Regions from separate parts of the Homo sapiens genome. Here regions 1, 2, 3, 4 and 6 are each linked to region 5. A link is a contact called in ENCODE Hi-C or POLR2A ChIA-PET data. All regions are on one chromosome and are shown on one strand. The core of a region is the stretch at or near the end of the contact, and the rest is flanking DNA. Distances in the headings are between cores, read along the strand shown.

Evidence for each region. Hi-C counts contacts between places; a loop is a spot of excess contacts on that map. ChIA-PET counts read pairs that join two places held with the same protein, here RNA polymerase II (POLR2A). Pooled maps may share reads with other maps.
Region 1: a loop to region 5 is called in a map of B cell, with 27 times the contacts of the local background. The contact joins the enhancer-like site here to the promoter of ZC3H4 in region 5. A Hi-C loop is called at or near these places in 2 of 168 maps with a recorded cell type or tissue (B cell and transverse colon), 3 of 37 single-sample maps with no recorded cell type and 6 of 50 pooled maps. POLR2A ChIA-PET finds 5 or more read pairs at or near these places in 8 of 52 experiments (A549, A673, GM10248 and 5 more).
Region 2: a loop to region 5 is called in a pooled map, with 3 times the contacts of the local background. The contact joins the enhancer-like site here to the promoter of ZC3H4 in region 5. A Hi-C loop is called at or near these places in 1 of 50 pooled maps. POLR2A ChIA-PET finds 5 or more read pairs at or near these places in 3 of 52 experiments (RWPE1, WTC11 and activated B cell).
Region 3: a loop to region 5 is called in a map of B cell, with 16 times the contacts of the local background. The contact joins the promoter of DACT3 here to the promoter of ZC3H4 in region 5. A Hi-C loop is called at or near these places in 1 of 168 maps with a recorded cell type or tissue (B cell), 2 of 37 single-sample maps with no recorded cell type and 11 of 50 pooled maps. POLR2A ChIA-PET finds 5 or more read pairs at or near these places in 5 of 52 experiments (HCT116, HepG2, PC-9 and 2 more).
Region 4: a loop to region 5 is called in a pooled map, with 7 times the contacts of the local background. The contact joins the promoter of NAPA-AS1 here to the promoter of ZC3H4 in region 5. A Hi-C loop is called at or near these places in 1 of 37 single-sample maps with no recorded cell type and 7 of 50 pooled maps. POLR2A ChIA-PET finds 5 or more read pairs at or near these places in 3 of 52 experiments (CD4-positive, alpha-beta T cell, H1 and activated B cell).
Region 6: a loop to region 5 is called in a map of B cell, with 5 times the contacts of the local background. The contact joins the promoter of BICRA-AS2 here to the promoter of ZC3H4 in region 5. A Hi-C loop is called at or near these places in 2 of 168 maps with a recorded cell type or tissue (B cell and naive thymus-derived CD4-positive, alpha-beta T cell), 12 of 37 single-sample maps with no recorded cell type and 13 of 50 pooled maps.

The regions. Positions count from the first base shown.
Region 1 is chr19:46,819,716-46,823,206 of GRCh38, forward strand. No RefSeq gene overlaps it. Among named protein-coding and RNA genes, the nearest start is that of SNAR-E, 9.2 kb to the right of the region's middle. RefSeq lists enhancers at 1,855-1,974, 2,145-2,204. Within about 2 kb of position 1,841, at least 11 of the 41 ENCODE cell types and tissues checked have a DNase peak (open chromatin) inside an H3K27ac peak, as active enhancers do; they include B cell and transverse colon, where a contact is called at or near this core.
Region 2 is chr19:47,445,463-47,448,783 of GRCh38, forward strand. It overlaps SLC8A2 (solute carrier family 8 member A2), which reads right to left. Exons shown (of 10, transcript NM_015063.3): 4 at 2,347-2,769. Among named protein-coding and RNA genes, the nearest start is that of SLC8A2, 25 kb to the right of the region's middle. RefSeq lists silencers at 749-798, 2,005-2,074 and an enhancer at 1,185-2,110. Within about 2 kb of position 1,734, at least 2 of the 41 ENCODE cell types and tissues checked have a DNase peak (open chromatin) inside an H3K27ac peak, as active enhancers do.
Region 3 is chr19:46,659,854-46,663,213 of GRCh38, forward strand. DACT3 (dishevelled binding antagonist of beta catenin 3) reads right to left here and starts at 1,329. Exons shown (of 4, transcript NM_145056.3): 1 at 963-1,329. The coding sequence starts at 1,211. It overlaps DACT3-AS1 (DACT3 antisense RNA 1), which reads left to right and starts at 511. Exons shown (of 3, transcript NR_040042.1): 1 at 511-555. RefSeq lists silencers at 1,127-1,376, 1,587-1,706.
Region 4 is chr19:47,482,537-47,486,023 of GRCh38, forward strand. It overlaps NAPA-AS1 (NAPA antisense RNA 1), which reads left to right and starts at 1,746. Exons shown (of 4, transcript NR_038452.1): 1 at 1,746-1,988. It overlaps KPTN (kaptin, actin binding protein), which reads right to left and starts at 1,683. Exons shown (of 12, transcript NM_007059.4): 1 at 1,399-1,683; 2 at 966-1,048; 3 at 759-843; 4 at 625-679. The coding sequence starts at 1,624. It also overlaps a transcript of NAPA not described here. RefSeq lists enhancers at 1,608-1,897, 1,928-2,057.
Region 5 is chr19:47,111,949-47,115,380 of GRCh38, forward strand. It overlaps ZC3H4 (zinc finger CCCH-type containing 4), which reads right to left and starts at 1,828. Exons shown (of 15, transcript NM_015168.2): 1 at 1,772-1,828; 2 at 476-641. The coding sequence starts at 636. RefSeq lists enhancers at 5-733, 734-1,461, 1,341-1,500, 1,741-1,970 and silencers at 101-590, 841-930.
Region 6 is chr19:47,607,181-47,610,794 of GRCh38, forward strand. It overlaps BICRA-AS2 (BICRA antisense RNA 2), which reads right to left and starts at 1,449. Exons shown (of 1, transcript NR_186352.1): 1 at 693-1,449. It overlaps BICRA (BRD4 interacting chromatin remodeling complex associated protein), which reads left to right and starts at 1,954. Exons shown (of 15, transcript NM_001394372.1): 1 at 1,954-1,988. RefSeq lists silencers at 959-1,038, 1,109-1,158, 1,209-1,288, 1,349-1,728, 1,839-1,888 and 4 more.

The sequences.
Region 1 (3,491 bases), core at 591-3,090, 290 kb before region 5:
AAGAAACCAATACCCTTGGCTGTGCACGGTAGCTCACCCTTGTAATCCCAGCACTTTGGGAGGCCGAGGCAGGCGGATCACCTGAGGTCAGGAGTTCAAGACCAGCCTGGCCAACATGGAGAAACCCCGTCTCTACTAAAATACAAAAAAAAATCAGCTGGGTGTAGTAGTGGTGGGCGTCTGTAATCCCAGCTATTCAGGAGGCGAGACTGAGGCAGGAGAATCACTTGAACCCGGGAGGCAGAGGTTGCAGTGGGCCGTGATCACGGCACTGCACTCCAGGCTGGGTGACAGAGCGAGACTTCGTCTCAAAAAAAAAAAAAAACAAAAAAAGCCAGTCACAGTCTGCATGGAACAGAGGAAGAGCGGGTGGAAGATGAGGTCAGACAGAGAACAGGGAGCTGGTGAGTCATGGTGAAGATGTTGTCTTTTAGTGAGTGTGGCAGGAGCCACAGAAGGGATTTGAGGAGGAGAATGACATCATGTCACTTCTGTCAAAGGATTCTGCTGCCATATGGGGACCTTTCTGTTGGGGACAAGGGCAGAAGCAGCGAGGAGGTGACTGCAATTTTCCAGGTGAGAAATGATCATGGCTAGACTAGCTCTGGGGGTTCAGACTTTGTTTTTGTTTTTGTTTTTGTTTTTGTTTTTGTTTTGAGGTGGAGTCTCGCTGTGTCTTGTCCAGGCTGGAGTGCAATGGTGCGATCACGGCTCACTGCAGCCTCCATCTCCCAGCTTCAAGCGATTCTCCTGTCTTAGCCTTCCGAGTAGCTGGGATTACAGGCGTGTGCCACCACACCTGGCTAATTTTGTATTTTTTAGTAGAGACGGGGTTTCACCATGTTGGCCAGGCTGATATCGAACTCCTGACCTCAGGTGATCCGCCTGCCTAGGCCTCCCAAAGTACTGGGATTACAGGCGTGAGCCACGGCGTCCAGCCTTTGGGGGGTCCGACTTCGGGTGCATTTTGAAGGTCAACAGGATTTCCCCTGGATGGGATGTGGGGTGTGAAAGCAGAGAGGAGTCATGAGCCCTTTCTAAGTTTCCAGACAGCATGCTTGAACACACGATGGTTTCTCTGGGGCTCAAGGACATTAGGCTACTCCTGGCCCTTAGCGTGTAGCTGTACACAGGAAGTGTCCTGCTGTGCTGTATTAATTAAAGTGGATGTTGTCAGCCGAGTTGGAGACATCCCGGGGGAGGAAAGGCCGGGCTGACCCTGGTTAACTTCAGGCAGGTGTCAGGCATGCAGCGAATGTCATCTTCCGCCTCTCATTCTCCCTCTGGGCTGGGCCTGCCTCTTCTTTCCCCAGCTAGCAAATAAATCATCTCTCCCATCTCCACCTGGAATTCATTCTCACTCATGTTTAATGAGGCTACCACACCCTTCTGCCAGGTGTGTCTTCACCCAGGTCGCTGATAACTACAAATAGGTTATATTTCAACTCTTTTGAGTATGCTGTGAGGTAGAGATCCAATTTCCTGCTGCGTGTGCAGAACAGAAGACAACTGTCTCAAACAAAAAGAAAAACCAAAACAATTATTTTAGGCCTGGCGCAGTGGCTCACACCTGTAATCCCAGCACTTTGGGAGGCTGAGGCAGGAGGCCGAGCTGGAGCTCAGTAGTTCGAGACCAGCCTGCGCAACATAGGGAGACCCCTGTCTCTGCTAAAAATTTTAAAAATCAGCCTAGCGTGGTGGTGCACGCCTGTAGTCCCAGCTACTAGTGAGACTGAGGCAGGAGTGATGGCAGTGGCTGCTGTCATTACACCGGCTGCAGCAGGGAGGTGCGGCTGGGGCTACACACTCCATGGAGCCGGTGGAAGCCCTGCCCCTTCTGAGCTGTGGTGGGAGTTCCCCAGATGCCACTGCAGCCGCCCAAACCGCCACTGTGGATTGAGCCTTCCTGTGCTCTTGCAGGGGCCAGAAGTAGGTAGGGTCTGCCCTCCCGGGTGCAGCTGCAGCTGCCCCCATGGCTGCCAACCTAGGCCTCCAGCTCCACAGAGTGAGCAAGAGCCGGGGACAAGTGGGAGCCCCACCCCTTCCGAGTTGGCAGGGCAGGAGCTCCCCGGATGCAGCTGTGGCCGCCCTCTGAGGCTGAGGACCTGGGCCTCTCTGCAGCCTGCACTCTCAGAGGCCGGGAAGGCCCCCCCAATCTCTGCAGACTGCTGGGTGTCTTCTCCTGCTGCCTGGCCTCTCTTCTCTCCCAGCGCCAGCTCTGATCTGGGATCGGGGTTGGGGTCCAGTCCTGGGGCCATGAATGGCAGCAGGAGGCAGACGGATTCCTGGGCAGAAGTTGGTGGGGGGTCCCTAGTAAGGCCCCACCTTCTTGCCAGGGAGGGCCTGAAGGCTGGGGGCCAGGCTGCCAACCCCACAGACAAGAGTGGGGACTTGTACCTCCTCTGGGCCCACGCATGGCAGCCCATGGACCAACCAGCACGTACTTCCTCCTCTCTGAGGTCCATAAAAGCCCCAGGCTCCACCAGAGCAGGGCAGAGGGCAGAGGACAGAGAGACAATGGGATTACCACCTGCACAGAGGAGCTACCCTCTCTACTGAGAGCTTCAGAGACCTGCAGAGACGCCTACATGACCTGCCTGCCGAGAGGAACCACCCTCTTCAGGGCCTCATCTCTGCTGAGAGCTGAACACTCGATGGGGTGACCTGCCTACTGAGAGGAGCTGCCCACTGACGGTCTCCTCTGAGCTGTTCTAAGACTAAATAAAGCTCCTATTCATCTTCTTCACCCTTCACTTGTCTGTGTACCTCATTCTTCCTGGACACAGGACAAGAACTTGGGCAAAGGCACTGCAGCCACAGAGGTTTCTGGCCAGAAAAGCAACACCCCAAAGATCCCGTAACAGGAGGATCACTTGAGCCCAGGAGGCGGAGGCTGCAGTGAGCTGAGATTGCACCACTGCACTCCAGCCTGAGTGACAGAGCAAGGCCCCAACTAAAAAACAAAAAACAAAAAAAGCCCAGATATTTTATAATAAAAAAAAAATTTTATGGCTGGCCACGGTGGCTCACGCTTGTAATCCCAGCACTTTGGGAGGCCAAAGTGGGCAGATCACTTGAGGTCAGGAGTTTGAGACCAGCCTCACCAACACGGTGAAACCCCATCTTTACTAAAAATACAAAAATTAGCCAGGCATAGTGGCACACGCCTGTAATCCCAGCTACTGGGGAGGCTGAGGCACGAGAATTACTTGAACCTGGGAGGCAGAGGTTGCAGTGAGCTGAGATCGTGCCACTGCACTCCAGCCTAGGCAACAGAGTGAGACTCTGTCTCAAAAAAATAAAATAAAATAAAATAAAAAATAAAGTGAATGGGAAGACACAGAGTCTAGCACTCTAGAAATCTGGGTTCCAGTCTCATCTGCTCATTGTGTGTCCTTGGGCAAATGATCTTCCTTATCTACAAAGAGGAGATAATACTCAGAATTGCAATGCTAATACCAAGAGCCACTTCACAGCGTCATTACAAGATT
Region 2 (3,321 bases), core at 484-2,983, 330 kb after region 5:
CTCCAGTTCTGTTATTCTGTCTTCAGCTCTCCCTGTGTCTATCTCTGTGTCTCTGTCTCTGTCTCTCATGCTCTCCCTGCCACCCCATCTCTGGGTGTCTCTCCTCCATCTCCAGCCCAGCTGCTTCAAAGCGCCTCTAATTAGTGCCTGCCCATCAGAGGAAGGAAGAGTTTCCCTAAACACTAATTAGCCTCCTGTTCTCTGTCTTCTGAAGCCACAGCTGGGAGCTTGTGGGGGTGGGGGACAGAGGGTGTCCCAGCCTGGGGAAGCCATGTGGGGGAGGACAGGGCCGTAAGGTTGCAGCAGCAGGAGGGAAGCAGGTTGGACTATAAGAAGGACCGGAAAAAGCAGAAAGAAAACTCTCCATTCCCCCATCTCTTGGTGTGAGAGAGGGGTCTGGGATGGTGCCTCTCGCAGCCCCCAACCCAAGTTCTCAACAACCCTCAGACAGAGACCAAGCCAGACAGAGAGAGAGAAGGAAAGGTGTGGAGTGTGCCTGAAATATAAGCTGAGTCAGAGAGCGAGGTGCTGGGGACAGACAGCTGCAGATGAACAGAGACGCAGAGACCCAGAGAGAGACAGCCCAGGGAGTGAGAGATGCAGAGATGCAGAGGGAGAGACGGAGAGACAGCGAGAGCAGTGAGAAGCTGAGTGCTGCCCGAGGCGGAAGCGCAGAGGCTGGGAGGAGGAGGGAGGGGGAGCGCGGTGGGGACTCCGCTTGAGTAGGAGGCGCGTGGGCGGCACGGAGGAGGGAGACAGACGGGCATGCGGGGGCGGAAGAGAGCGGGCAGAGGAGGGGCAGGCGCTGCCTGCATCCTGGGCAGGGGGGTGGGGGAATGTGAGGCTTCAGGCACACATTGGGGGACACTCGGTCACCTGTGTAAGGGGTGGCCAGGGATCTGGGCGTGAGAACAGCCCTGACTTAATAATTTAGTGTACGTGTCCGTGATTTTATGTGTGTCTGCGTGTTTTTTTTCTTTTTTTGAGACAGGGTCTCACTGTGTCGCCCAGGCTGGAGTGCAGTGGGTGATCACAGCTCACTACAGCACCTAACTCGTGGGCTCAAGCCATCTTCCTGCTTTGGCTTCCCAAGTAGCTGGGACTACAAGTGCACACCACCATGCCCAGCTAATTTTAAACAATTTTTAGCAGAGTAGAGGCTGATCTCCAACTCCAAGGCTCATGCCATCCTCCCGCCTCAGTTTCCTAAAGTGCTGGCACTACAGACATGCGCCACCACTAATTAGAAAAATTATTTTTAGAGTAGGAGTCTTGCTATGTTGCCCAGGTTGCTCTCAAACTCCTGGCCTCAAATGATCCTCCTGCTTCGTCCTCCCAAAGCGCTGGGATTACAGGTGTTGACCACCACGCCTGGCCCTGCCGTGTGTGTCTATGTGTGTGTGGTGCGTATAAATGGCTTTGTGTCCAATCTGTAAACGTCTGTCTACATGTGTGTGTCTGAGTGTATCCAGCCAGCCCACCTCCCCAGACCCCATTTTCCTAAATCCCAGCCCTCAGGCTCCCCAGTGTCTCCCCAGGCCCTGCCCTGCCTTCCCAGGCCCCCAGATTCCAGCACCATCTTTTCCCAAATCCTCGCCCAGATTCGCGTTAGGTGCCCCGCTATTTCCCCAGGTTCTTCCTCATACCCAGAAGCCCCACCCCTTCCCTAGCTCCGCGCGCCCAGGCCCCACCCATCTTGTTAGGCCCCGCCTTCTTCCGCAGCCCACATCCATTTTCCCATTTCCTGATGTCGTATGTCCAAACCCAGACCCCACCTATCGCCCTGGACCCGCCCCCTCTCCACAGCCACCGACAGCGTCTCATCTCCACAAGCCTCTCCCCACATCTCCCTGGGTACTCTTCAGCACACACTCCACGAGCTACCAATTAAGGCCCCACACCGCTCTCCCCAGGCCCCGTCCCATCTCTCCTCACCTCGTCCCCCCTTCCTCCTTGGGGCCCTCTTCTCACCTGTCCGGCCACCCTTCTAGGCCTCGCCTCTTCATTTCACAGTCACAACCCCACCAGGCCCCGCCCACGTGGTAGACACAGCACACCTAGGCCCCGCCCCTCCCGAGGCCAAGCCCACTTTGGAGAACGATTCACTCAGGCCCCTCTCCTCCTGAGGGCCCAGCTGTTCAGTGAAGCCCCGCCCACGTCGTGGGCATGGGTCACAGGCCCCGCCCACGTTGCGGGCACGGCCACGCAGGCCCCTCCCCTCCCGAGGCCCAACCAAGACCCGCCCACTATGTGGGCATGGCTCACCCAGGCCCCGCCCCTGAGCCACATCAGGCCTCGCCCATTCCGAAGCCCCGCCCCTCTCCGGGCCGCCTCGGGCGTGCTCACATGGTCTCGTCGTCGCCAAACTCCAGCTCTCCGCACGCGTCCTCGTAGTGCACGCCGCCGCCGCGCGCCGTGCCGTCCACCGTGCGGTAGGGAAGGCGCACGGTGCCGCGCGCGCCCGAGCTGCGCACGACGCGCACGTCCACGGTGCCCATGCACTCGCTCACGTGCAGCAGGCGGTCCTGGAAGGAGAAGATGCCTGCGTGGTCGTCGTCCAGGATGGTGACGGTGGCCAGCAGCGGCGCCACCAGCCGCCCCTTGGGCCGCCCGCCGCCGTCCGGCTCGAACATGCCCTGCGCGTCGCCCACGCGCAGGTTCAGCAGCCGCACGAAGAAATGCTCGTCCTCCTCGAAGATGTCGTCGTCGATGATGCCGATGCGCAGCTCCTTCTGCGTCTCGCCTGGTTTGAACACCAGCGTGCCCTCGCTGCGGCGGGGTGGGGAGGGGGAAGAGCGGGGTGAGGGTCGGTCATCGGCTGTGTGTTGTACGGGGGGAGTCTGGACGTGCTTCCCAGAGGAGACGTAGGTGCCATAGAAGAACTCCCAAGTATGAGGGTCGACAGGCATTAAACAAGTAATACTGAGGGTGAATCGGGGTGGGCGTCCTGGAGGAAGGGCTGCAGAGCGGGAACAAGACAGAGTGGGCCCCTCCCCGCGTGGAACTCGTGAAGAGCAGAAGGTGGGAATTAAACAGGTAATGATAAGGTTGAGATCAGGGCAGGCTTCCTGGAGGAGGCATTAGCAGGTGGGCATACTCCAGGCAGAAGGAACAGCACATGCAAAGTCCAAGAGTTGAGAGGGAGCCTGGGGTGTTCTACATCCCTGCTTCTCAAACCTTAATATGCATATGAATCCCCTGGTGGAGCTTGTGAAAATGCAGATTCTGGTTTAGAAGCTCCCGGGTTTCTAGAATCGCATTTCTAACGAGCTCCAGGGGATGTCCTGGTCACATTTTAAGTGGCAGGGATATAGGACCCAG
Region 3 (3,360 bases), core at 79-2,578, 450 kb before region 5:
GAGCGAGGTGCAGACAGGCAGGAAGGGAAGGCCAAGGAGACAGATGCAGAGGGACACAGAGATCACAGAGACAGAGAGACAGGATGAAGAAAGAGAAGCAGACACAGAAAGTCACAGGGATGTGGCAGGACGGAGAGAGTGACAGAACCCAGGACGAGATCGGGAGACTCAAGGAATGACATAGAAAGGGGAGAGGCATGGGGCGTCCTCAAGTCATTCCGGAGACCTCTGCCCATCTTCCACCATGAGAACACCCAGAGTCCAGAAGTCTCCCCCAGGCGCTGCCTCGACCTGCCTCCCCTTGGGTCAAGGAGAGCTGGGGCCAGGTAGGAAGCAGGGGAAGTGTCACCAAAGGGTCAAGATCCCAGTGGGGGGTCCTCAGGGACTGTGAGCTTCCTCTCAGCAGTGGTCCCTCCCTCTGGAGGCCCTGAGATTCCCCTCCTCCCACCCCGCCCCCTCCAGAGATCTCCAAGCACACCAGGACTTAGGGAAGATGGAGCCCTGGTGGCGGGGCCCAGAGAAGGGCATGTTTGGAGCCTGGCTGTGTCACCTTGGGTGAGTCGCTTGCTCTCTCTGAGCCTCAATTTGTTTCTCTGTTAAATGGGGACTATCACCCCGTTTCCCAAGCCGCAAGAAGACAACGCCTGCAAAGTACCCGGTCTCGGGTTTGACACATACTTGGCGCCCACAAGGATTTTCTTTGGGGAAGGGGTGTAAGAGACAGGGCCTGTGTTTCTCACGAGGCCCCAGTGGGGGCGATGCAGTTCCCCCTCCCCCGATTTGGGGGCGGGGAGGCCAGGTCCGGCCCGCCGCCGGAACTCCGGGGTCGCCAGCCCCACCCCCTGTCCTTTCTCACTCCCTGCCTACCCGGGTCCCCAACCCCCGCCCGGTGTCTGAGCATCCAACCGAGACAGACAGACACAGACGGGGGTGGAGGGACGGACGGACAGGCAGCCCCTTACCAGCTGCTCCTCCAGGGCCGCTGCGGCCCGGCGCGCCGCCGCCGCATCTTCATCCTCATCGGCGTCCTCCTCGTCCTCGGCCTCGGCGCCCCCCATTCCGGGCTGGGCCAGCCGCAGCGCCTGCTGCACGCGGTACTCCTGCCTCTCCCGGAGCCAATGTAACTCGCAGAGCCCGGCCAGGCTACCCTCCAGCCAGCCCCGCAGCCGGCCCCGCTCAGGGCTCACCGGGAACGAGAAGGCCCGGATCATGGCTGCGGCCCCCCGCCCCAGCCCGGCCGGGCCCCGCGGCCACCCCTCTCCCGGTCCCACCTCCCCGCCCCAGCAGCCTGCCCGCCCGCCCGCTGGCCGGGCTGTCACCGTCTCATCTGCATAGGCGCCCGCCCATTGGGCCGCCCACCCGCGCCTTATCTGCATGGCCACGCCCCCGGCGACCGAGCAACAGCCGCCTATTGGCGAATAAGCTTCCTGACGAAGACTCTCGGGCGTGCAACCGCACCGCCCAACACGACGCATGCTCGCAACTGCCTACTCACTCCGCTCGCCACGCCCCCTCCGTGCAACTGCCTCGGGGCCCTGGCCACGCCCCCCCACGCGTCACAATGAAACAAGCCCGCCCTTGCTTCAATGCCATTGGTCTGTGCCTGGCCGGTCCTGCAGCAGGTTCCACCCTCTTGCGGGCGAGCGCTGGCTACCATTGGACTGTCCGGCGCGAGGGGAAGGGTGATCTATAAATAGGGAATGGGTACACGTGACAGTTTGGCAGCTGCTCCTACCCCTCCACCCCGCCCAACCTTCAGCTTCTGAGGCTGCGCAGGGGGAGAAAAGGGTTAGGGGGTCGAGCCCTGACTTCGCCTCCTCTTCCAAGAAGCCTTCCCAGACACTCAGCTGTAAAACCAGACGGACGTCCTCCGATGAAATTGTTTCTACTTAGGGCCGGCTTCACCGGCTTGGAATCCACTTAGAAGGGTCTTCGCGCTTGGTTGAATGTTCTGCAATTTCTGTCTTGAAATTTTTAGTTTTTGAGCAAGGGGCCCCTTATTTTCACTTTGCACTAGGCCAAATATGTAGCCGGTCTTGCTGCTAAGAGTCTAAGATCGATTGCATTCCAAATTCTGGAATTATAAGACCCTGGGTGGAAGATTCTATGCTTTGACCAGAAGAGAGTCTAAGCAGCTTTTGTCTCCCAGGTGCTAGGAGGATGTGTGCTCATCATTCTTCCATTCCAGGGGCCTTTGTTCTACGTTCTAAGGGGCTTTGTTCTCAGCCTTCTATGATGCTCTATTCTCAACGTTCTCTGGTCCTAGGAGTCTGAGCCTGACATTCGTTTCCAAGGCTTCCTGCTGTCTCTCCAGGCTCCGCAAGCAGGGCTGGGGCACCCTCAGGCGGCCAATCTGTATCACTACGCCGAGCCTGCCTCTACCAACTTCCAAGACCTAGCTCTAATATTCATACTCATCTCTCAGACAGACCTTGGCTCCCTAAAAGCCAAGGCCCAGAAGATCATACAAGAAATTCCCTCTTTTATGATTCCCCGTGCACGAAGTGACCTTCTGGTGGTGAGATGGAGAGAAATTGATAGTGGCGATAGACAGCAAAGTCTCCAGGAGCCAGACTTCCTCGGGGTGAGTCACAGATCTGTCACTTTCCAGCTGTGTGACCTTGGAAAACTTACTTAACCTCTCTGTGCCACCGTTTCTTCATCTGATCACGGGATCATAATACTGGCTGCCTCATACAGTTGTTCTGAGGATTCAATGAAATGTATTAGGTACTTGGAGCAGTGTCTTCCATGGATTAAGAGCCACAGAAGGGTTTGACAAATAAGTTTAAAAACTAATCTAGTAAGTTTCCGGGGGGAAATGTCTTGAAATTTATTAGAGACAACCTTTATTCAGTCTTCCTCTTGTTCAAAATAGACTTAGAAAATTAGTCGGGTGTGGTGGTGCACACCTGTAGCCCCAGCTACTTGGGAGGCTGAGGCGGGAGGATCACTTGATTTCCTTTTTGACTTCTTGATGCTTTTATTAATGATGATGCCAAAAGATTTCTGGAGAATCAGCCAGGCGCAGTGGCTCACGTCTGTAATCCCAGTACTTTGGGAGGCTGAGGCGGGCAGATCACCTGAGTTCAGGAGTTCAGATCAGCCTGGCCAACATGGCGAAACCCCATCTGTACTAAAAATACAAAAATTAGCTGGGCATGATGGCACACACCGAGACTGTGGCACTGCACTCCAGCCTGGGTAACAGAGGGAGACTCCGTCTCAAAAAAAGAAAGAAAGAAAGAAATTGAGAGAGAGAGAGAGAGAAAGAAAGAAAGAAAAAGAAAGAGAGAGAGAAAGAAAGATAGATGTCTGGAGAATCAACAAGCAACAGTTGCTTCCAAACATGGCACACAA
Region 4 (3,487 bases), core at 496-2,995, 370 kb after region 5:
AATCTGATTGTCTATGGACAAGTTCGTGGTCTCCAGTTAGCTACAGCTTTCCAACCTCAGCTGCATATGTGTGTGTGCACATGTGCTCCCTGTTATATTACATTTGTGCTTTCCATTCTCACATGACCTCTCTGGTCCCCAAAGGCATTTTAGTTTAATTTCATTTTATTTTATTTATTTATTTTTGAGACAGAGTTTCGCTCTTGTCACCCAGGTTGGAGTGCTGTGGTGCAATCTTGGCTCACTGCAACCTCCGCCTCCCGGGTTCAAGTGATTCTCCTGCCTCAGCCTCCTGAGTAGGCTGGGATTACAGGCACACACCACCATGCCCAGCTAATTTTTGTATTTTTAGTAGAGACGGGGTTTCGCCATGTTGGCCAGGCTGGTCTCAAACTCCTGACCTCAGGTGATCCGTCTGCCTCAGCCTCTCAAAGTGCTGGGATTACAGGTGTGAGCCACCGTGCCCGGCTGGCATTTTAGTTTTCAATCCCTAATCTAGTACAACCTCTTTATTTTCCAGAAGGGGAAACAGACTACAGGGGTCTGTAAGTAAAGAAGGGGTTCGAGAAGCCAGGGTTTCTACATTTACAGTGGAGTGGGCGTCGATGCGCAGGGGACACTCACTCCGCATGGCACAGCTGGAACGGAGTGAACTGGAGCTCCAGGTTCAGGCAGCTCTCTGTAGGCAGGGCACAGGCAGGTTAGCATGGGGGACCTGCTGGGGACTCTCTCCCTCCTCCCGTCCACGCCTCACTCACGGGCAATAGAGTCAAGGTTGTACTCAGAGCCGGGCTCGTAGTCGCAGTAAATGTTCAGGAAGGGGCTGCCCTTGTCCCCTGAATCCTGGCGGAGGACACGGGGTTCAGGGGAGGGCAGGGGTGGCAGGAGGGATCCGGGGCGGCTCAGTGGAACTCACCATGTGTGTAAGGAGGAGGGCGAAGGGAGGTGGAGGGGGCTCTAGGTACCTTGATGAACGTGATCCCCACAACCAGACCCCGCTTGGGGGGTGACTTGTTGAAAGTGTCGATGGAGACAATCTCCGCATCCACTGGGAGGGGAGAGTTCTAAGTTCAGTGTCAGGCAGACTCATGCTTCCAATCTCCCCAACATGGTGAGCTCTGGCTACCGCAATGATCATGCCCTCTGGTCTGAGTCCTGACCACCATCACCTGATCTCTGTTCCCTGGGTACTAGGGATCCTGACCTGTAAGTCTGAAGAATCCTGAAACCCTAGGCTCATCCGGGCCCCAACTATGCCTGCCCGCTGATCCCAGTGACCCCCTTAAAACCACCTGATCCCATTCTTCCAGCACGGTGACCCGGCTCAGACAGAGCCTCAGAAGCCTTCTCAACACCACGTTCCAGGCCCCCGCCCCCCAGCACCATAGCGCCACCCACCGGGAATGTAGTTGAACTGCAGCTCCTTGGCCACTGGCCGGATTTTCTGTCGGAGGTCTTGGTAGCGGAAGCCGAGCACCTTGCCTTTAAGGGTGGCGGCCAGCAGCTCCCCGCGCCCGCCGGCGCCGCCTGCCAGCCCGTACACATTGCTCTGCGACGAGAAGCGCGTGAAGCTGTCCTCGCGCAACGGACAAGGCCCCGCGGCCACGGCCGCCTCCCCCATCATGCCCCTCAGTTAAGCACCCTCTCCGCAGCCCCCGCCCCAACCCGCACTACCCAACCTACGACTCTCTAAGCGACCTGAACCGCCGGGTGCCCGGCCGTTGCGCGGGCTGATGACGTACGGAAGCTGCCGGCGTTGCCCTCTCCCAAGATGGCGGCCAGGTCGCCTGCTCGGGCCTCCCAGGCGACTTTGCCCCACTGCGCCCGCGCTCTCTTCTCCTTTCCATTTCTGGACCAAGGGGCTGCCATAAGGAGTCTGTGACTAGAGATGGGAGGTGGTGGCCACGGCCTCTCGCTGTATGCTGTGTGGAAGGTCGAATCATCATCATCATAAAACTTAATATTGCCCTTATGTGCCAGGAACTACTGTAAGTGCATTCCATCTAATACTTTATTAAAAATTCGCAAGGGGGTGGAGGTAGGTACTTAAATCCATTTTAGAGATGAAGGAATTGAGGCACAGAGGGGTAAAGTAACTTGCCTAAGATCACACAGCTAGTAACGAGCGGTCAGTACTGGAAACCAAACAAGGTAACTCCACAGTTCACTATTTTTTTTTTTTTTTTTTTTGAGACGGAGTCTTGCTCTGTCACCCTGGAGTGCAGTGGTGCGATCTCGGCTCACTGCAACCTCTGCCTCCTGGGTTCAAGCGATTCTCCTGCCTCAGCCTCCCAGCAGCTGGGATTACAGGCGCCACCACACCTGGCTAGTTTTTCTATTTTTAGTAGAGATGGGGTTTCGCCATGTTGCCCAGGCTGGTCTGGACCTCCTGACCTCAGGTGATCCGCCCACCTCGGCCTCCCAAAGTGCTAGGATTATAGGCGTGAGCCCCCTTGCCCGGCCTATAGTTCATAATCTTAACAGTATCACCTTTAAAATAATTAATACATTCTTCTTGCCCCCAAGGAAAAATGATCCAGCTATAATAACCACCTCCTTTATCGAACACCTACTTGGTGACAGTCATGCTGGCTCTGATAATCTGATTCCTTACAACTGTTCTGCAAGGGCCTACTGTTACCCTCCCTGCCGGTTCACTTATTCAGGATTCATTGAGCTTTTACTATGTGCCCGGACGTCCTTTGCAAATCTGTCTCACTAATCTTTGCAAGAAAGAAACCTCTACAAAGAGGTTTATTATCCCAGTTTAGAGAGAATCAAATGGAGGCTCAGAAAGAGTAAGTCCACTGACTGATATGCTAGCAAGTGGTGGGGACAGGATGTAAACCAGGTGTTTCCGACTCTGGGGCCTTCAGGGGTTCCTGTCTGTGCTGCTTTGTCCCTAGAAGGCCATGGAGGTTTGGGTACTATGTGCACATCTGTGTATCATTTCCAGAAGACATGGGTTGGCCAGCTGTCCTGGACACCTCGAGCACACACAGACTGCAAGCTCCATGAAGGCAGCAGGCTGATCTCCCTTGATCACGGCCTTATCGCCTGTACCTGGAACACAAGGCCTGACACAAAGCAGGCATTCAGAAAATATGTGTCAAAAATCACAAACTATGTGCTGAGCATGTAAGAGACAGCTCTTACATGATGGAAAGTTCTCAAAGGCAGACTGGATAACGGAGGTGGCAAGGAATTTGTGATGATTCCAGATTTCTGGATGTGGAGAGTAGAAGTTCCTGGAGGGCAGTCTGGGAATGCCGTCAGTGCTGCTGTATTCCCAGGGCCTGGCATGCAGCAGGTGCTTAGTGAATATTCGCTGAGGGAGTGGCACGTGGGTCTAGTGCCACTTCAGCAGTGCGTTTCCTTCAGGCGTCTTCCCGCCCTAGTAACCTATAAGCCACATGTTGAGCGGATGAATGAAAAAATGAAGTTACAGGTTAGGAAGGAATCATCCTGTTAAGAGGTTTCCAATCCT
Region 5 (3,432 bases), core at 578-3,077:
CGAGATCCCCCCAAAAAGGGTCCGGAGCCCCTCCCCCATCCCCTTCCCCGAAGCCAGGCGACGGGCAAGCGGGCCCGTAGCTGCCAGCTCCGGGCGCAGGGGCAGCCAGGACCCCCGTGGGTCTCCGCAGCACCCCCCACGGCGCCCCCTCCCCAGGACAGGCGGACGGGCGCGGGGGGTCCGAGGGGCGCCTCCTCACCTTCCCCTCAGCATGGCGCCCAAAAAAGACAGAGCGAGAGCGAGGGAGAGCGGGCGAGCGCCGCGAGGGGGGGGAAACGCATGAGGCCGGGAGAGAAAGCAAGCGAGAAAGAGCGAGCGAGCAAGCGATCGAGAGACACCCACCGACCCCGCCCTTCCTCCTCCTCCTCCTCCTCCTCCTCCTCCGCGGCCCGGCCCAACATGGCGGCCGCCCCCCTTCCTCCTCCTCCTCTTCCTCCCCCCGGGGACGCAGCCCCGGCCCAACCGGGGGCCTGACCTGTCGTCAGGGAGCGGGAGGCGGTGGTGGAGGAGGTGCGGGGTGGCCGGGCGGGCGTCGGGGGAACACGGAGGAGGCGAAGGCGTTGATGGCGGCGGCGGCGATGGCGGCGGCGGCGACTCTGATGGCGGCGGCGGGGGGGTCCCGGGCGCGGCCTCCATAGTTCCTTTGGGGGGGAGGGGATGTTAATGCACGAAAAAGGACTGCTTGGGCGTGGCGGGAGGGGCACACTTAAGCTCGGAGGGCTCCTGATGGGAATGGGGTATATATTTTTTCGGTTTCGGAATCACCTCTGCGCTGACCTCCGCGTAGGCCGCACGGCCTAGGCCTCGGAGGGCCGCTCGCCGCCTGCTTTCTCCGCAGCCCACCCTTGCGGTCACTCGCTCACTGGCGCGGGGCCCTCATAGGGGCGAGAGCCCCCCCCCCACGCACCCCCGGGGGGCGGGACACCCGGGAGACACGGACACTGGTGGGTGGTTGGGTGTAATTAGCGCGGGCCGCGCGCGATGGAGCAAGCGAAGGGTAAGGGGAGAAGAGGAGAGCGAGCGAGGGGGGTGGGGGGTTAAAAAGAAAAAAAGGATTTGAGGGAGAGAGGGAACGGGCCGCGGAGACGGGCCGACTGTCTCCCTTCTCTGCCCGCCCTGGGTGCCCCGGCTGCCCGGCCCCCGCCGCAATCAGGAATTGACACAAAATGGCGGCTCGGCCCGAACCAGCCTAGAGGCTGAGGCGGGAGGAAGGGTGAGATGGGAGGGGGAACTGAGAGGCGGAGGCGGAGGCCGTGTCACGTGCAGGAGAGGGGTAGAGACCGCTTGCCCGAAGGCCGGCGGAAAGAGCCGAAGGCAAAGGGCGAGGCCGAGGGGAGGCGGAAATAGCCGAAAGGAGCTGAGCAGGAGCGAGGAGGCGACGGGGGAGAGCCAGAAAGAGCTGAAGGTGGTGATATGGGTGGGGCTAGAGAGAGCATGAGAAACCTAGGGGAGCCATAAATAGCCTAAGCCGATCGGGACCGGGGAAGGAGGAGAAACTGAGACGGTCCGGAAAGAGCCGAAAGCGGTGTCCGGGTGGGTGGCAGGAGGTGGAAACAGCCGAAAGAAAAGCAGCCAGGGTAATGCGATTAAGAGAATGAGCTGAACGGGCGGGGCTGAAGGGGAGAATAAACGACTTTCAGGAATTCGCCGGAGAGCAAGAGGGAAAAACCGAAAATTGCTAGTTTGAAGGAAGGCGGGAAGAGCCAATAGTTTTAGGTGGGAGAATGGGAGGGAAGGAATTCAGGCTACGGAGAGGGAAAAAAAAAATAACCGAAAGCTGGAGGCCAGGTGCCGAGAGTCGGAGGTTTCCGGAGAAGCGATGAAGCCCAGCCAGCCCGGAGGTGACGTCACTCGACAACCCAGTCGATGATGTCATCATTGGATGCGAGAGGGGCGGGGCTTGGTAGTCCCTCAGGGGAGTTTAAGGACCTGGGGTGTAGGACCCATGGAAGGCTCTCAAATAGCAGAGCTAGAAACACTGGCCGGTGTCGTAGACTGTACAAACAAAATCTTTTGACCCTCATAACCGTCCTAACATAAGCTGCTGCTATTCCCATTTGCAGACTGAAGTTCGGTGTTTTAAGTAATCGGTTCACGGTCATAGGATTAGTTCTAAAAAGCACAGCAAGATTTTTTTTTTAAGAGACAGAGTCTTGCTCTGTCGCCCAGACTGCAGTGCTGTGACACGATCATACCTCACTGTAACCTCGAATCCAGGGATCTTCCTTAAATACTTGTTAGCTCTTTCTACAGTGCCAGTCCCTGTGATGGAGCATGGGAACAGTTTCTGTCTTCATGGAACTTAACCGATAATGCCCCAAGGGAGAGAAACAGAGTTAAAGAATAAAGGGGGTGGGTGGAGTGTTAGAGGAGGGTCTTGTAATTGTTCTTTTAGGCTGGTACATGAAAAAGAAGAGATGGTTCCAGGCAGAAGAAATACCTTATTTCAGGCGGGGCGATGTTGCTCACGCCTGTAATCCTAGCACTTTGGGATGCCGGGGCGGGCGGATCGCTTGAGCTCGGGTTGGAGACCAGCCTGACGAACATGGTAAAACCCCTTCTCTACTAAAAATACAAAAATTAGCAGGACATGATGGCTCACACCTGTAGTCCCAGCTGCTCGGGATGTTGAAGAGGGAGAATCGCCCGATCCCGGGAGGTCGCGAGGCTGCAGTGAGCCGAGATTATGCCACTGCACTCCAGCCTGGGCAACAGAGTGAGACTCTTGTCTCAAAAAAAAAAGAAAAGAAATACCTTATTTCAGGCCCTGACAAAGCAAAGACCACTTAGATTCCAGGAAGAGAGAAAAACCGTGTCAACAGTGATAAATCTGGAGACAGAGGCACCATGTGACTTCCTGGTATATTGATCCTACTTTTTTTTTTTTTTTTTTGAGGCAGAGTCTCGCTCTGTCGCCCAGGCTGGAGTGCAGTGGCGCGGATCTCGGCTCACTGCAAGCTCCGCCTCCCGGGTTCACGCCATTCTCCTGCCTCAGCCTCCCAAGTAGCTGGGACTACAGGCGCCCGCCACCACGCCCAGCTGATTTTTTGTATTTTTAGTAGAGACGGCGTTTCACCGCGTTAGCCAGGATGGTCTTGATCTCCTGACCTCGTGATCCGCCCGCCTCGGCCTCTCAAAGTGCTGGGATTACGGGCGTCAGCCACCGCGCCCAGCGGATCCTACTGTTTTTTAAATGTTCCAGCTGGCAGCGGGGCGTGGTGGCACACACCCATAATCCCAACACTTTGGGAGGCCGAGGCTGGCGGATCACTTGAGGTCAGGAGTTTGAGATCAGCCTGGCCAACGTGACGAAACCCCGTCTCTACTAAAAAGACAAAAAATTAGCCAGGCATGGTGTGGCGCGCCTGTAATCCCAGCTACTTGGGAGACTGAGGCAGAAGAATCGCTTGAACCTAGGGGGTGGAGGTTGCA
Region 6 (3,614 bases), core at 199-2,698, 490 kb after region 5:
ATGGGGAACTACAACCTCGACTTCCTGGACTCAAGCGATCCTCCTGCCTCAGCCTCCCAAGTAGCTGGGAGTACAAGCACACACCACCATGCTGGGCTAATTTTTGTTTGGACAGGGTCTCGCTATGTTGCCCAGGCTGGATAAATTATTATTATTATTACTATTTTTGAGACAGAGTTTCCCTCTTGTCGCCCAGGCTGGAGTGCAATGGTGTGATCTCGGCTCACTGCAACCTCTGCCTTCCGGATTCAAGCGATTCTCCTGCCTCAGCCTCCCAAGCAGCTGGGATTACAGGCGTGCACCACCACACCCAGCTAAGTTTTGTATTATTAGTAGAGAAGGGGTTTCACCATGTTGGCCAGGCTGGTCTCGAACTCCTGACCTCAGGTGATCTACCCTCCTCGGCCTCCCAAAGTGTTGGGATTACAGGTGTGAGCCACTGCGCCTGGCCGATAAATTATAAAAAAAAAAAATACGTTGAAGTAAATATTATGGGTAGTACCGCCAAGATACTAGAACACATGTTAAGGCTTAAAAAAACAGAGGCCGGGCACTTTGGGAGGCCGAGAATAGCTTGAACCCAGGGGACGGAGGTTGCGGTGAGCCTAGATCGTGCCACTGCACTCCAGCCTGGGCGAAAGAGCGAAACTCCGTCTCAAAACAAAACAAAATATAACACAACAACAACAAAATCACAATCTGTCTCGATTACTCATTTATTCAACCCGCATTCACCTACTGTGTGCACGAGCTTTTCTAGGGCACTGGGGAGGCAGAAGGGACTAAAACAAAGTATAAATCTCCCTGGGCTGCAAGCATCGGGAGGGCAGGTCCGGGGGCTCTGTGTCCCCACTGGGCCCCCAGCACTGCGCAGCGCACACAGTGGGCGCTCACCAAGCGCTCGCTAAGGGCAACGCGTGAATCCGTGTCCCGCCAGCAGGGCGTTTACGGCCTGGTGGGGCGGAAACGGACCCGACACCACCGCGGCGTCCTGGGGCTTCTGGGAATCCCATCAGCGCGGCCAGAGCGGCCGGGGACAGGCTCCGAGGCAGGCCCGACCCGCCTCCCCGGCGCCGCCGTGGCTCGACGGAGACCAGCTAGGGTGAGTGATCGAGCCACGCCTGGGGTCCCGGCCTGTCACCCCGAAGTCCCCGCCGCCTTCCACCCTGTCAGGCTCCAACTCTGGGCTCCGGCGCGGTCCCACCTCCGGGGGGAACTCCCCTCCATCCCCTCCATTTCCTTCATCCTCGACTCCCGCTATCTTTTCGGACCTGCGGCGCTCCCCCTGGACGCGTCCTCCCGCCGGACGACCGTCCTCCGCCTCAGGGGACGCGCCCAGGACGCACGGCGCCCCCTCCCCAGCCGGACCGGCGGTCTGGGAGCGCGGATCCCTTCAGCTCCCCCGCGCCCCAGCATCCGGATCAGGGCTCGAGGCAGTCGACAAACTACACCCGAGCTCGAGCAGGCGCGCCCCTGAACCCCCGGGACTGGGGCTGGGGGCGGGGGCGGCGCCGGCGCGGAGGGCCCAGTCCCCGGACGTCCGCAGCCTCCCATTGGCTCCGGGTCCCGCCGCTCGGCCTGGCGGGGCCGGGGCTGGTCCGCCCGGACGCGGGGCGGGGATTCCTGAAGCCCCTCCTCCGGCGAGGGCGGAGGGAAGAGGAGGAGGAGGAGGAGGAGGAAGGGGGTGGGGGGCGGAACACAAAACCTGAGAGGTTTTTTTTTTTTTTTTTCCGTTTGCATTTAATTAAAAAAAATTTTTTTTTTTTTTGCATACCCGAGGGGCGCTCCCCGGAACGGGCGCGGGCCCGGGGCGCGCGGGCCTGGGCGCGGGGCGGCGGCGGGGGCCCGGCAGCGGCTGCCGAGCGGCCGCCATGCGATCAGGCAGTGCGCTGACCGGCCCGGCCGGCCGGCCCCTTCTGGGTCCTCCCTTTGCAGCCCGTGCGGGGCCGTCTCGGAGACCCCGCGCCGACGGCTGCTCAAACATCAGGGTGAGTTTCTCACAATGTAGCAATTTCTCTTTAAATCTCTTAACTCTCTCTACCTGCGAGTCGGGGCTGTGACAGGGCGCAAAAGCGAGGGGGGAGTGGGGGTTGGCGGCGAGGGTGTGTGTGGGGGGAGCCGGAGCCGGGGCCGAACCCACCCCCGCGACACTCTCACACTCAGCCCCCCAGCCGGGGCGCAGCGCCCGCTGCCTCCTTTTTTTTTTTTTTTTTTTTTTCCTGCTCGGCGCCCACCGCCACCGGCACCCCCAGCCCCGCGTCTCTTCCACCACCGCCGCCGCCCCGATCCTATGGGGACCCCCCCCCAACCGGCTTCCCTGCCCAGACCCGGCGCCCAGTGCCTCCCCGGCCCTCCCGCCGGCTGCCGGGGATACAATGGAGCGGCGGAGAGAGGAGACCTAACGTTCCACGGGGGGAGGGGCGCGGAGACCCCCTCCCCGTCCCGGCCCCCTCCCCTCGCCCCGCTCCCCGCCTTTCGGGGAAGGCGAAGGCCACCGGGCAGCGGGCGGTGATCTCCCGGCCGGAGGCGGAGAGCCTGCATCTCCCCGCCTCGCTCGGCCCCTGCGCCCCCTCCCCAAATCCCTCCCGTGGGTGTCGCGGACAGTGGGGGGCCCTGGAAAGCTGGGGAGGGATGGATGGGGAAGGAGGCCACCGGGGCTCCCCCCTTCGCACCGCCCCTAAACAATGAAAGGAGTTGACTTGACCCCCAGCCCCCGGCAATAGAGGGAGGTGACCCCCTCCCCCACCCCCAGCTGAGGCTCATCCCGGAGGGGGCCGTTACGGGGGTGGGGGGGGTGAGCGCCTCCTGTCACTTCCCGAGGTTCGGGGCGGCCCCCCATCTCCTACCCCTCGGCCTGGGAACGGGAGGCACCAGGCCCGGCCGGGGCACCGCGCTCGGGTGGTGACCTTTAGACAAAGGCAGCCCTTTCCCCGGGGTGAGCCCGGACGAGCTGGGCCTGCGGCCTCCCCGGGCCCCTGCGGAGGGCAGCCAGGCCGCGGGCACCCGGAGGGAGGGATGGAGGAGGAGGGAGGAGGGATGGAGCCATCTGGTTTTCCCATCCCTGGCTGCCCCTCGTCTGCTTCCCCGACTCCTGTCACGGGCGGCCGCGGGGAGACGAGGGACCAGGGGCTGCTTGGGCCTTGGTGCGCGGCCAGCCGGGAGGACCGGGCAAGGAGCCGCGGGAGAGCTAGGCTCGGGCTCGGGCGCCGGCGGTGATTGGGAGGCACTGCGGCTTCTTCCTCTCCGCGCCCCTTTGTTTTGCTTTGTGGTTCTGAGCAGCTGAACTTCCCGGGAGGTGGGGTCAGAGGCCGCGGTGTCAGCTCTCCCGGGGAGGCCCAGGTGACAGGTCCTAGCTCTCTGGTGTCCCCATCCTGGTGGGCTGCAGTCTGTGCCCAGGCCCATGTCCTGACCATCGTCCCCTTTTGTCACCCCCCCCCCACACACACACCTACCTACCCACCCCATAGTATAATACAGATCTAGGGGTGCCTTTCTCTTACACCTCTTTACGGAGGGCACTTGAAAGGGAAACTAGAAACATCCAAGGCATCAAGGCCTGAGATTCATGATAAGCTCTCTGTGCTTTTAACCTCTCCCAGCACCTGGGGTGGGTG